Linked DNA regions of Homo sapiens: region 2 is linked to region 1. A link is a contact called in ENCODE Hi-C or POLR2A ChIA-PET data. All regions are on one chromosome and are shown on one strand. Each heading gives the region's core, a stretch centred on a gene start or an enhancer-like site at or near the end of the contact. The rest is flanking DNA. Distances are from core to core; before and after follow the strand shown. Region 1 holds the start of PSMG2 (proteasome assembly chaperone 2). Region 2 overlaps LDLRAD4 (low density lipoprotein receptor class A domain containing 4).

Region 1 (6,328 bases), core at 3,827-6,326:
TAAAGATGGGGTCTCATTTTGTTGCCCAGGCTGGTCTCAAACTCCTGAGCTCAAGCGTTCCTCCTACCTCAGCCTCTCAAAGTGTTGGGATTACAGATGTGCACCAACGCACCCGGTCATGAATTCTGGTTTTAACCATTTATAGTCCTTTATCCTCTGAGGCAGTAACTCAAATTTAGTCTTGCGTTGACAAAGCCATCTGTCCTGTAGGAAGTTCAATAATAAGGTCATTTCTCAAATGTACATTTCACTATCGCAAGCTAAAAACAATGATATGGTTAGTAAGACACAAAAACCAAAATGCTTCTTCATTTGTCTTTCAATTCACCAAAGGCCTTTCATGCTCTTCTGTCACCTCTGGATTTGACCTTAAAATGGTAAACAGAAGACTGAAAGATCACCAGAACAGTTAGCCATCAAAGGTAGTAACTGGGTGCTCCCATGCTTCATGATCAACAGGAGCTCTTCTCTTACTCACCTGGTGCTGTGCTGCATTATAACCAGTGTTCCCTGATTAATCAAGCCTGATAGTCCAATGAGGAATTACAAAGATTTACAGTATGGGAAAAGCCTACACCTATTAGTGGCATCAGGCAAGTCAATCTCTTTGAGCCTTATCTATACCATATTATTATGGATCCTATAATGGAAGAAGATGACTACGAGGATAAGACTTAGTTGACGTAACATATATTAAACCTACAAGACTGAGTCCAGCGCAATCTACTTTTCGCCTTTCCATATTATTAGTGATGGTTACACATACCAGTAAGAACAGGAGATAAAACTGAGGATAGAAGGAAAAAAATCCATGTTGAAAAACAAGGAAATTTAAAAATTCTAGAAAAGATACAAGTATGGGCTGGGCACGGTGGCTCACACCTGTAATCCCAGCACTTTGGAAGGCTGAGGCGGTTGGATCACGAAGTCAGAATATTGAGACCATCCTGGCTAACACAGTGAAACCCCCGTCTCTACTAAAAAAATACAAAAAATTAGCCAGGTGCGGTGGCAGGCACCTGTAGTCCCAGCTACTCGGGAGGCTGAGGTAGGAGAATGGCGTGAACCCGGGAGGCGGAGCTTGCAGTGAGCGGAGATCGCGTCACTGCACTCCAGCCTGGGCAAGAGAGCGAGACTCCGTCTCAAAAATAATAAAAAAAAAAAAGATACAAGTATGATCTTATTCTCAACCTTCGTAAGACTTGCCATTTACAAGAGGCTAACAACAACTAAAACCAGGACATAAAAGAATAGGACAATGTGATTGGGTTGTGAACTCTACACAAAGTTGGCACTAAGTAAACATTTGCTACAAAACAATTATCAATAAAGTCTATTTCTAATTTAAAACAACTCTACTTTGTAGTGGAAAAATACAAGGTAAAGTCTTACATACCTTCAGCATTTATGCTAAGTTCTGTTGAATTTCCTTCTGTGGTCGCATATGGATTGTTTCCAACCATTGGCACAAGACAATCGGTATAGAAGTAACCAATCTTAGACATATTCAGTGTAGAAATAATCAGATCCATTGCAAGCTGGCCAACATTTCCAACAGATACTGCTGGCTGAAATTATAAAAGATATGTTCAGTAAGTCACCAAAATTAGCAGCACTTTATTTTATTTTTTGAAACAGAGTCTGCCTCTGTCTCCCAGGCTGGAGTACAGTGGCGTGATCTTGGCTCACTGCAGCCTCTGCCTCCTGGCTTGAAGCAATTCTCCTGCCTCAGCCTCCTGAGTAGCTGAGATTATAGGCGCGCACCACCACACCCAGCTAATTTTTGTATTTTTAGTAGAGACGGAGTTTCACCATGTTGGCCAGGCTGGTCTCAAACTCCTGACCTCAGGTGATCCACCGACCTCAGGTGATCCACCCGCCTCAGCCTCCCAAAGTGCTGGGATTACAGGCGTGAGCCAACACGCCTGGCCCACAGCACTTCAAAAAGTTTAGACAGAATACAATAGTTATATTAGTACTGAAAGCATCATAACATCATAGCTAGATATTGATTTTCATTAACTACAACTGCTGGGGCCTCCTCCACCTTTGAGACTATTTAACAAATACTTATTGAATGCCTACTATATGTCAATTGTTGCTCTAGGCACTGGGAATGCAGTAAAATAAACCAACAAAAGTTCATGCCCTCATGGAACTTCCATTCCAGTGAGAGTGGTTTACCTGTAATAAACAAAACAAACACTAAAATATACAGTGGTAATTGCTACGGAGAAAAATAAAGTGAGTGTGAGGATGTGTGTACATGGTTGATTGCAATTTTAAGTAGAGTGTTCGAGGAAAGACTCACCCTAGGTGACAAATGACTAGAGACCTGAAAAAGGTAAAGGAGACAGCCGTACAGAGATCTGGGAAAGAACATTCCAGGCAGTGGGAAAGCAAGTGTAAAGGCTTCGAGGTATGAACAGAAGCACTCTTGGGTCTGCTTACCATTTGCTTTATTAGTGCCTCTTTACCCATTCCGAAAGGTTGAAGTGATCTTTTCACACTAAACACACACACACACACACACACACACACTCTCTCTCTCTCTCTCTCTCTCTCTCTCTCTTTTTCCCATGACTTAAAATAATGAAGCTGCCAAATCCCTACCTACATCCCAGAACACGTAGGAGCTCCACAACCTAATGGACGTCTCCACATGGTTAGGTCACAGGAAACTCACATTCCACATGTCCAAAACTATAAACTTTTGCCCAAATTTTTCCCCATATTTTGTATTTTAGAAAAGGGCGCCGGGCATGGTGTCTCATGCCTGTAATCCCAGCACTTTGGGAGGCCGAGGCAGGTGGATCACCTGAGGTTAGGAGTTTGAGACCAGCCTGGCCTACATGGTGAAACCCTGTCTCTACCAAAAATACAAAATTAGCTGGGCGTGGTGGTGCATGCCTATAATCCCAGCTACTCGGGAGGCAGAGGCAGGAGAATCACTTGAACCCAGGAGGCAGAGGTTGCAGTGAGCCAAGATCGTGCCATTGCACTCCAGACTGGGCAAAAAAGAGCAAAACTCCATCTCAAAAAAAAAAAAAAGTTCAATATTATTCAATCTACCTAAACTTCTTCCCATTCCCTTACCAACTACATCTAATACATGCCTAATTTTTATTGAGGCTATCCCCCAAGTATCCTTTTAATGTAGCTCCTCCTTTGCATTCTTCCAACAACTCCTTTTGTTTTCTGTCCTTCGGGTGTTCCCTCAGCATGTTCTCCCACTTTTCACTGTTGTCACCTACCAATTGCCTAGTTACCTCCTGCAATTCCCTTCTCAACGATTTTGCTACTTGGGTTAAACTCTTCTGTACCATCCTTCTTTTCCTCACAATATTGTATTATTCCCATCAGCACGTAAACATGCTCTAATATCTTTCATTCTAAAAGGCTCTCCCTTGACCCCACATAGCCCTCTAACTGCAACCTCATTTCTTGTTTCTCTATGTAGCAAAAATTCTCCAAGTCGTCCACGAAAACATAAGCAGAAACTTTATCTCTTATTAAAAAAAAGTTTTTTGAGACAGGGTCTCACTCTGTCGCCCAGGCTGGAGTGCAGTGGCACGATTTCAGCTCACTGCAGCCTCTGCTTCCTGGGCTCAAGTGATCCTCCCACCTCAGCTTCCCGAGTAGCTGAGATACAGGTGCAGGAAACCACACCTGGCTAATTTTTATTTATTTTTTTGTAGAGATGAGGTATCACTATGTCGCCCAGGCTGGTCTTGAACTCCTGAGCTCAAGCGATCCTCCTGTACTCGGCCTTCTAAAGTGCTGGGATTACAGGCATGAGCCATCATGCCTGTCTCTGAATTAATGACTGAATATATATTATACAACCCAAATCTTTAACTTGTTTTCTATCATTCATTCAACCCACTCCAATATGGCTTTCCTCTTCACCACTTCACTGGTAACTGTTTGTCCAGGTGACCATCATTAACATGTCGCTAAATCCAAACATACACTTTCTTCACCTTACACATCTCTGGGCTACTTTTGACATGGCCACTCCCTCCTTTTTGAAACACTCTTCTCTGGGGCTGTGTGTTTTATATGTAATGAATAAGGATGACACTTCCAGCTCTCTCCAGCCTTATACCACTCCAAACAGTGCATTTTCCAATGGTGCCTTCTGGGTTCACAGGGCCTACAGCCTATTCTCTCTCAATGTGTCATTCCAAATTCTTGGCAGTCTTCAAGTCCCCCTGCTTACTGACTCTGTTTTAGACATCCATCTTTCTGAAACGCCTACTTTCCCCTACTCCCAGCCCACGGGCCCTCCATCTTTTGCATACTACTTTCTCTATAAAGCCTTTCTTAACAAGCCATCTGTCCCTCCCCTCCCAATTATCTCAGGACCTTTCTATACCCTTTCAAGCTTCTAGCCTAGCATTTATTGCTCTTAGATTACATGTTTCCAACTACAGTGTAAATTCTTTGAGGGCACGCACCTAGTCTTATTCTAATACTCGCACATAACAGACTTTATTAAAACAATGAATGAATATAAAGAGCGATAAAACTGCGCTAACTACCGGCAAGAGTTAATGTTTATTGCCCTATCAGTAGTTCTCCGGTTAACAACGATAATATGCTAGCTTAAGACTAATTCTAAAACTAGTCGTAGAAAGACTTTCTAGGATAAAACTGAAGGATGCCCTGCAAAACATAAGTACAGTGTATCTAGAACGTACGAACACATCACGTTTTACAGGAAACAGAGACTACAAATTGTAGACTTGACTACGTTTGGTTTTACAGCCGACAAAGGTTCTGTTTGGACGGCTGCCTCCGGCTACAACCTCCCTGTTTTTTCCGGCCGAAAACATGAAATAGAAACTAGTGCCCTATTTCTCCCAAGGCACCGCCAAACACCCCGCGTCGGGGTGGCGACACCGCAGGGGCCTCGGGAGGCGGCAGCCCCGAGCGCAAATGGAGACTCACCATTAGGAGGGTGAAGCCGGCAAGGTCGGGGGCCGACTCCCCGCAGGGAACGAACATGGTCGCAGTGGGGTGGCCAGCAGGGACTAACCGCGGCCCTGGCAAGAACGAGGGCAGCAAGAAGGCGGAAGCCCGAGACCCCGGAGCCTCGCGGGGCGCGGGAGGGTCCTTTGAGTCCCTGGGCGCCGGGCCCTTGAGGCCCGTCCAGCTAACTGCCGGTTCAGAGGGCGGAAAGAGGCCGCCGGGTGGCCGCGAAGAGGGGCCAGCAGCGCTTTCGGAGACCCTGGCAAGCAAGGCGATGGGGTGCGCTGAGGTCTCGGGGTGCGGGGCCCGCGGGGAGGTGGAGCGGCGGGCGGAAACGATCAGGCAGCGTGCGGGCCAGCCCCAAGCCCTGTTTGTCCGCCACTGTTTGAAAACAGTTGGCGCCGCCGCCGCCGGGGCCTCATTTCCAGGTCAGCCCCCGGCCTGACGCGGCGTTGCGTCCCCCGGGAGCTGCGCTAGGCGAACGGCTGCGGCGCTTTGTGCTCCAGTCGCTCCTAACGCTCCCTGGCCCGGCCGGGGCCGCGCAGTTAGGGCATCTGAGGCGGGGAGAAGCGGCGGGGAGACGCCGGCTGCCAGCATGTCGCTGCCTCCGGAGAAAGCCTCCGAGCTGAAGCAGCTCATCCACCAGCAGCTGAGCAAGGTGAGAGTCGCGGGTGCTGGGAGAGACCGCCGGGCCGACCCATAACCTTTCCCTCCTGCCCGGCGGCCCCGGGCCGACAGCGGCATCTGCTTGCCGGGACTGTAGCGAGGATTGTGGGGTGCGCAACGCAGAGTAGGCAGAGCTTTGAGTTTGAGGCAGGAGAGCGTCCTCGTCTCCGAGAAAGAAAACGAGCCGAGCAGGTGCTAGCAAGAGTCTGGGGCGATAGAACGAGCGGTCTTGGCGTTTTAGGACGGCCGTGAGAATGAAGCGCTTAGCGAGCGACTTCTGGAAGTCGGATCGAGTGTAAGTTGTATTTGGAGGTTTATATTCTGCTGTAAGATATCAGGTTTTTTTTCTTTCTTGAGACGGAGTCTCTCTGTTGCCCAGGCTGGAGTGCAGTGGCACGATCTCGGCTCACTGCAACCTCCGCCTCCCAGGTTTAAGCGATTCTCCGCCTCAGCCTCCCGAGTAGCTGGGATTACAGGCGCGCGCCACCACGCTCGGCTAATTTTTGTATTTTTAGTAGAGACGGTTTCACCATGTTGGTGTGGCTGGTCCCGAACTCCTGACTTCGTGATCCGGCCGCCTCGGCCTCCTAAAGTGCTGGGATTACAGGCGTGAGCCTCCGCGCCCGGCAGATATCAGGGTTTCTTTACCGCTGAAACATGTGGGTATCAGCGAAGTTGAACCAGGAGC
Region 2 (5,986 bases), core at 1,781-4,280, 910 kb before region 1:
AGGTCATCTGTTCTTGACTATGGAAAGCTATGCAGACAAGCATTTGCAGCAAAGCAAATCAAATTATGTTTTCACAAGTCTCTGGGCATTTTTTACATATTTGTGTTTCATTTGAAAAGGATTTTTATTATAAAAATAATGAAAACTTCTTGAAAATTTAAATCATATAGAAGGAAACAGTGCAGTGTAAAGTCTCCCATCCCAACCCACAGCGCCCCTGACTCCACCAAGCCCCACTCCGTCCCGGGGGAAAGCCCAGGCCTCCGTTGCATGTGTGTGTGTTTGCTACAAAATAAAGCCTTTCCTTTTTTCAGTTATTGGAATCGATGTGCAAATATCTTGTTTGTGTCTTTTCACTTAATACATCACAGACCTCTTTAAACAAGAACACACGTGCACTGGCCTGTCTGTTACAGAGTACAAACATACTGGCATTTGCCTTCTCCAGCTGGTGGCTGTTCAGGTGGCTTGCTTTTTTTCTTTTTTCTCTTATGACCACAAAATTGCATGTGTATATGTGCAAGTGTGTGGCTGGCACACGTTTGTCAGTATACTTGTAGGAAAGACTCCTAAAAGTGACATTTCTGGACCCAGGGCATAATCACTTTTCATCCTCATGGCTACTGAGAACCTGCCTTTTGTAAAGGCTGCATTCGTTTAGGCTGTCCCAGGAAGAAGGCATGTTCCCCATGCCCTCATTCACCCTGGAGACTCGCCCTTTTAACTGGTGACAATCTGATGGCAAAAATATGTATCTCATTTTAATTTGTATTTCTCCAATTACTGGTAATTTCAGATCTTTCCCTATGGTTATGGTAATTTGTGTTTCTCTTTTTCATAATCATATTGGTGTATTTATAGTTTTCTCATTTATTTCTTATGTATTTATATGAAATCTTTACATATTATGGTTACACATCTTTGTCTGTTACATGTTGCAACTATTTCCCCTAGCCAGTCATTTCTTGAAACTTCACCATGAGTTTCTCTATAGATGCTATAAACTTTTATGCCATCAAATACTCTCTTTTTCCTTTATGGCCTCTAAACATCCTGTTTGATTGGGAAGGTCCTCTTTAATATTCTAAACATATTTTTTTCCTAAGATTTTTGGAGTTTGAATTTTATGTTAGATCTTTATTTGCTCTGGATTTTATTCCTCTTTTGGTCTGACACAGCACATGGAACATGTGATATTGACTGAAAGGTGTGCATCTTCTGAGCTAATATATCTGATTTTAAAATTCAGGCAAGGATAAGAAAGATCTCAGTTGTATGAAACAGTGCATGGAATTACTCTCTGTAAAACTAAACTCCAGGCCAGGCGTGCCTGGAATCTCAGCACTTTGGGAGACCAAGACGGGGGAATTGTTTAAGACCAGGAGTTCAAGATCAGCCTGGGCAATATAGCGAGACCCTGTCTCTTAAAAAAAAAAAAAAAGTAAAGGCCCCACCATCTTTCTTTTTAAGGGGACTGCTTTCTTATAAACCTGCCACACACAGGTACCGCCCTGCCCTGCTGGGACACCTGCACCATGCTGTTGCCCTGAGGCTCCAAATATGAGTCATGCCCAGCCGTGGCAGGTGCATCTACAGCACATGGATGAGCGTCGGCCCTGGGGGTTCACGGGCACCCTAGTGGCATGGTGCCTGGGGCAGGTCAAGTTCATGGGCATGCTCAGAGGCTGTGGGAGCAGGAACACTGTCCTCAGGAGCCTGCAAACCGAATCGAGTGGCCCCGTGGGGTGCCCTGGGGTGGCGGCAGCCTGATGAGGCCTGAGCCATGAAGGCACTCAGCCCTGGGCACAGGAGGCAGCTCTTCCTGCAGGCAACAAAGACCCAGGGATACCTGGGTCCCAGAGACCACCATCCTCACAGCCTGGTCATCTCACTGCAGCAGCTTGGTCCCTGGCTGCAGGTGACGGTGGCCGGTGGGTGCTCCCGAAGCCCTCCCCTGAGGGCGTCAGGGTCTGGTGCGGGGCCCACACACGCGGCAGAGCCTTGCTCTGGGGACTCTGGGCAAAACCCATCAGTGGAAACAGACCTCCTTCTCGTCTTTAAGTCACAGGAGCCAGAACACTAGCAACAGAAAAGATGAGCATTGTACTCTCTTCAGGGCCACAAAGCCTCCCCAGGCAGGGCCCAGGAGATCCTCAAAGTGAAAACTGCAGTCAACAGGTTCTTGGAAACGTGTGTGAGGATTCCCAGACCCTGAGCCCTGCATTGAGATGCCCTCTCCCTCCATGACCCCCTTTCAAGCTCACGAGGGGGTGTGTGGCAACCCCCCCCCCCCCACCTGTCCTCCCACACCCTCTCAGTCATTTTAAACAGGAGAATTCCACTAAACACCCACAGCCTGTTTTCACGTGGCAGGGCAGGGAGGTGGCTGTGGTGCGTGGAGCCCAGCATCCACAGAAAGGAAAGACACCTGGGGTTTGGGTTTCGTTTTTAGGGGTTGGGGAGGAGTGGGCTGGAAAGGGGAGGCTAAGAAGAAAATGAATTCTGGAAGAACTGTTAAAACAGAAAGTTTAGAAAAATAAAACCCGCAGGAATAGTAGCATTCTTAGAAAATTAATAGGATGCTTTGGGGCTTCCAAGATGCTACACGCCTAACACGGATTCTGAACACAGACCACTGGTTGAGTTTCCTTGTTCAACAGTAACAGATGTCCACAGAAGAGTGCTAGAAAGCAGGGCACGCAAGGAAAGAAGTTGAGGCCAAAGTCAAACGTTCACATCCCCCTTCTACGGCGCTGTAGTTCATGATGCTGTAACAGATGAGTCACTGCAATGGAAATACCGGATACTTTTTAATACATCTAGTCTAAAACTTACAGGAAGGCATCCTAGCACCTTCTTTTATTATTGTACAGCAGTGACAGTGACGACAGTGATGATGGCATCTCTCTATTTTTATGGAAACATCTCCAGGAAATCCCAAGCTGCACAGTGGAGAATTACAGGAACAGAAGAAGTGGTGTGAAGTCTGTCGGTCTCTTCCCTGGTTCAATGAGGAGCTGAACTGAATCATACTAGAGGCATGAGTGTCTGCGCTATTTTTAAAGAGCTCTGGGGAAGTGTGGTTGTCCCACCTTAGGCTCCTAATATAACACTCATTTCTATTTGTGGGATGGTTAACACCATCTTCCATTTGGTCTTTCCTCCACTAATATATTATCCTTCACTGAAGTCTTATTTCTACAGTTTAATTCTTTTTAAGCTCCAGATGTGTTATGTATGCCCTCAAAGACCCTATCATGGGTCAGGGGGCAAGGTCTGGGCCCCTCATGCGTTCCTCTCTTTCCCCAGGCCAAGTAAACACCTTGGCAGGAATCCAGAAAACGATCCACGCAGAACATTGCAATGTCACAGAAATGGCCGCCCACTGGCCACGAAGCCCTGGCCCCACCCTGCGAGGTCACTTCCTACCCTACCAACAGCAGCACCCCACCTCACTCCCCTACGTGCTGGCCTTTCCTGGAGCACCAAACCCAGGGCTGGCTGACCGCAGAGCCTTACCTCCAGGCAGCCCCTTCCCCTGCACGCCTCCTGCCCCACCGCTGGGACAGACACCCACCCTCCCACATGTTGGCTGGGCCTGCTTGGCTACTGCACAGTGAACTTGTCGCATTTCCTTCCTGTCTCTGTCCTCCTCAGCAGAGACGGGTGTGGTGATGAGATGACAGTCTTAGGGGTGTCTTACTCTTTATTTATGGCTCTGTGACACTTTTAAAGTGCTGAATGTTCCTAAAGGCTGGTAAATTCTTTCCAAGATCCTCCAGAGACCGGGCGGCGGTGGTGGCAGGAAGACGGGTGGGGGCAGGAGTTGGAATCTACTTAGACTATAATTGCCTCAAGTTTGTGAACTGTTAGTATAAAAATACTCTTGGAGATTTTAATGGTTGAATGAAGATTCACACTCATTAAACACCATGGTTGAGGGGGAAAATTCAGCCTGTGTTACAAGAATGACTTCACAGCTTGAAGTACAGAAGCAAAACAATAAGAGCTATCATCATACTGATTACATTATATATTTTGAATTTTATTTTCCTTGGAGGTGGGTTGGCTACTCTACTGTATAGTACAACAAGTAGAACGAAAGGGAAAAAAGCTACCCTACAGAAATACCCAGTTTTTGGCGTCACCTGCTGGCTTTATCTTCCTTTAAAAGCTCTTTCCTAAGCCCCGATGATGGGTTCACTACCTTTGGGGACTTCCTGTGCAGCTCTGAACCCTGTTGCAGCACTTATCACTGTCTTGGTGGTATCCATTCTCTGGTCTTCTTCCTCTACAGAGTGAGCCCTGGGTCAACGCCTTGTTCATCCACAGTGTCTCAGCAGGTAGTGTGTGCCTGGCACAAAGTTGGCATTCCCCATTTAGAAGCTGGTGGAGAAGCCCTAAGAACGAAGGGACCCCAACGGCCTGACCTGCTTCAACAGCATCCAGCACAGACACGTATTCTCCCAAACACTTCCTGATGACTTCAGTGGTGCTGGAGTTTTGCTAAAGGTTTTCATATTTTGCAACAATTATTCAAAAATTACTACTCTAAGAGGGTGTGATCTGTCACTGAGAAAAGAGCCTCCTGGTTACTCTGAGCTGCCTGTTTATAGCCATGTATTTATGTACAACATTTGCATGACAATAAAATGAGGAAACGGTCCCTATGATCTGTAGGTGGAGAGATGAACGTGGAGGGCAGGTGTGACCCAGGCGCGGCTACCTGATACCGGCCCAAGGCCAGGTGCCTTGGACGGCACGGGCAGGCGGGCAGCAGCCCGTGATGACTGGACGGACTAGGGAATCCCTCGAATGCAGACTCCACGAGCCCGTCCAGCTGGAGTGGCATCTCCTCACTTTATGAAAGCCCAAGCCTTCATCCACTACAATTACTTCTCACCACGCATTTTAGAATCTAGAGTTTCATGATCTCTTCAGAAAGAAATTTACCTAAATATGTTCTGATCAAAGATGACTGACAGGATTTTCTAAAAAATCAGCAGAGGAGTAAGAGCAATTATAAACCTTTTAAAAGTCTATCCCTCTGCCATGCTATAAATGGAAAAAAATACATACATAAGCCATAATTCCCCCTATAGGATTCATTTAAAATCCACCCTCACCTCCACCTCCACATTATTAATTTAGGAAAGTGCATCAGAAAAAAAACACAGCTGCACATGGAATGGAACCTTCATTTCCACAGGGGAGAGTGGTGGCTTCTGAGGCTCTCATCCCACAGCCAGTCTGTCTGTCTCTCACTTTCTTTGGCTCTCTATCTCTCAGAGTCACAGTTCTCCTTCCTAATAGCTCCTGTCACTACATGGATGACCTAAGAAAGTGTTCAATGAACCAGCCACATCCTGAGAAATACCTTTTCTTTAAAATGCAGTTTTCAGCTCATGAGGGTGAAGAAAAAGGAATTATTAACAAGTAGCAGAATTTCCAGGGGAGGTCTCAGCCTTATATACAGACATTTGAAAAAAACAAAACTCCAAAGCAACAAACTGTGTACTCATGCATAACACCTCCAACAGGAACAAACTAATTCCAGGCTTGAAAGAAGATGAAAAAGCCTGACATGCATCTTCCTAAAGGGAGTCCCACCCGGAAATGTTCTGAGTTGACAGACCCCTCTTAGGTAGAAAGAAACTTCTTGAGAAAGAGCTTCTCCTCTTCTCAGCTCTGTCCTCAGACCAAACTCCAAGAAGAACCACAGCAAACCCGAAAGAGCATGCATCATCCATAGCAGTTCTTGGGAAATGTACCTTTTTTTAAGAACAGGTCTTTGAACTGAGCCTCCTTCAGTGTGCTGTTGTTCAGGTGGTCACTGGACATAATCAGGTCCTCTGCAAGTGGGAGTCCAACTGTGACGCAGCCCCCCCACGTTCAAAGCATCCCTTCAGCTTCCGGCAATCTCCTCTCCAGGCAGCTCAGAGCTGCAGTTATAGCTGGCATGGGGTGTGGGAGAGTGTGTGAGCGT

Evidence for each region. A loop is a pair of places that touch in the nucleus more often than their neighbours do. ChIA-PET counts read pairs that join two places held with the same protein, here RNA polymerase II (POLR2A). Pooled maps may share reads with other maps.
Region 2: a loop to region 1 is called in a map of naive thymus-derived CD4-positive, alpha-beta T cell, with 4 times the contacts of the local background. The contact joins the enhancer-like site here to the promoter of PSMG2 in region 1. A Hi-C loop is called at or near these places in 1 of 168 maps with a recorded cell type or tissue (naive thymus-derived CD4-positive, alpha-beta T cell), 2 of 37 single-sample maps with no recorded cell type and 10 of 50 pooled maps. POLR2A ChIA-PET finds 5 or more read pairs at or near these places in 1 of 52 experiments (OCI-LY7).

Annotation. Positions count from the first base shown.
Region 1 is chr18:12,701,790-12,708,117 of GRCh38, reverse strand. PSMG2 (proteasome assembly chaperone 2) reads right to left here and starts at 5,076. Exons shown (of 7, transcript NM_020232.5): 1 at 4,954-5,076; 2 at 1,397-1,568. The coding sequence starts at 5,010. CEP76 (centrosomal protein 76) reads left to right here and starts at 5,395. Exons shown (of 12, transcript NM_024899.4): 1 at 5,395-5,632. The coding sequence starts at 5,570. RefSeq lists enhancers at 5,708-5,757, 5,768-6,067, 5,353-6,250.
Region 2 is chr18:13,612,560-13,618,545 of GRCh38, reverse strand. All of the region lies in intron 4 of LDLRAD4 (low density lipoprotein receptor class A domain containing 4), which reads right to left. Among named protein-coding and RNA genes, the nearest start is that of MIR4526, 4.4 kb to the right of the region's middle. RefSeq lists enhancers at 2,036-2,085, 1,707-2,208, 3,146-3,215, 3,246-3,295, 4,235-4,752 and 2 more. Within about 2 kb of position 3,030, at least 8 of the 41 ENCODE cell types and tissues checked have a DNase peak (open chromatin) inside an H3K27ac peak, as active enhancers do; they include OCI-LY7, where a contact is called at or near this core.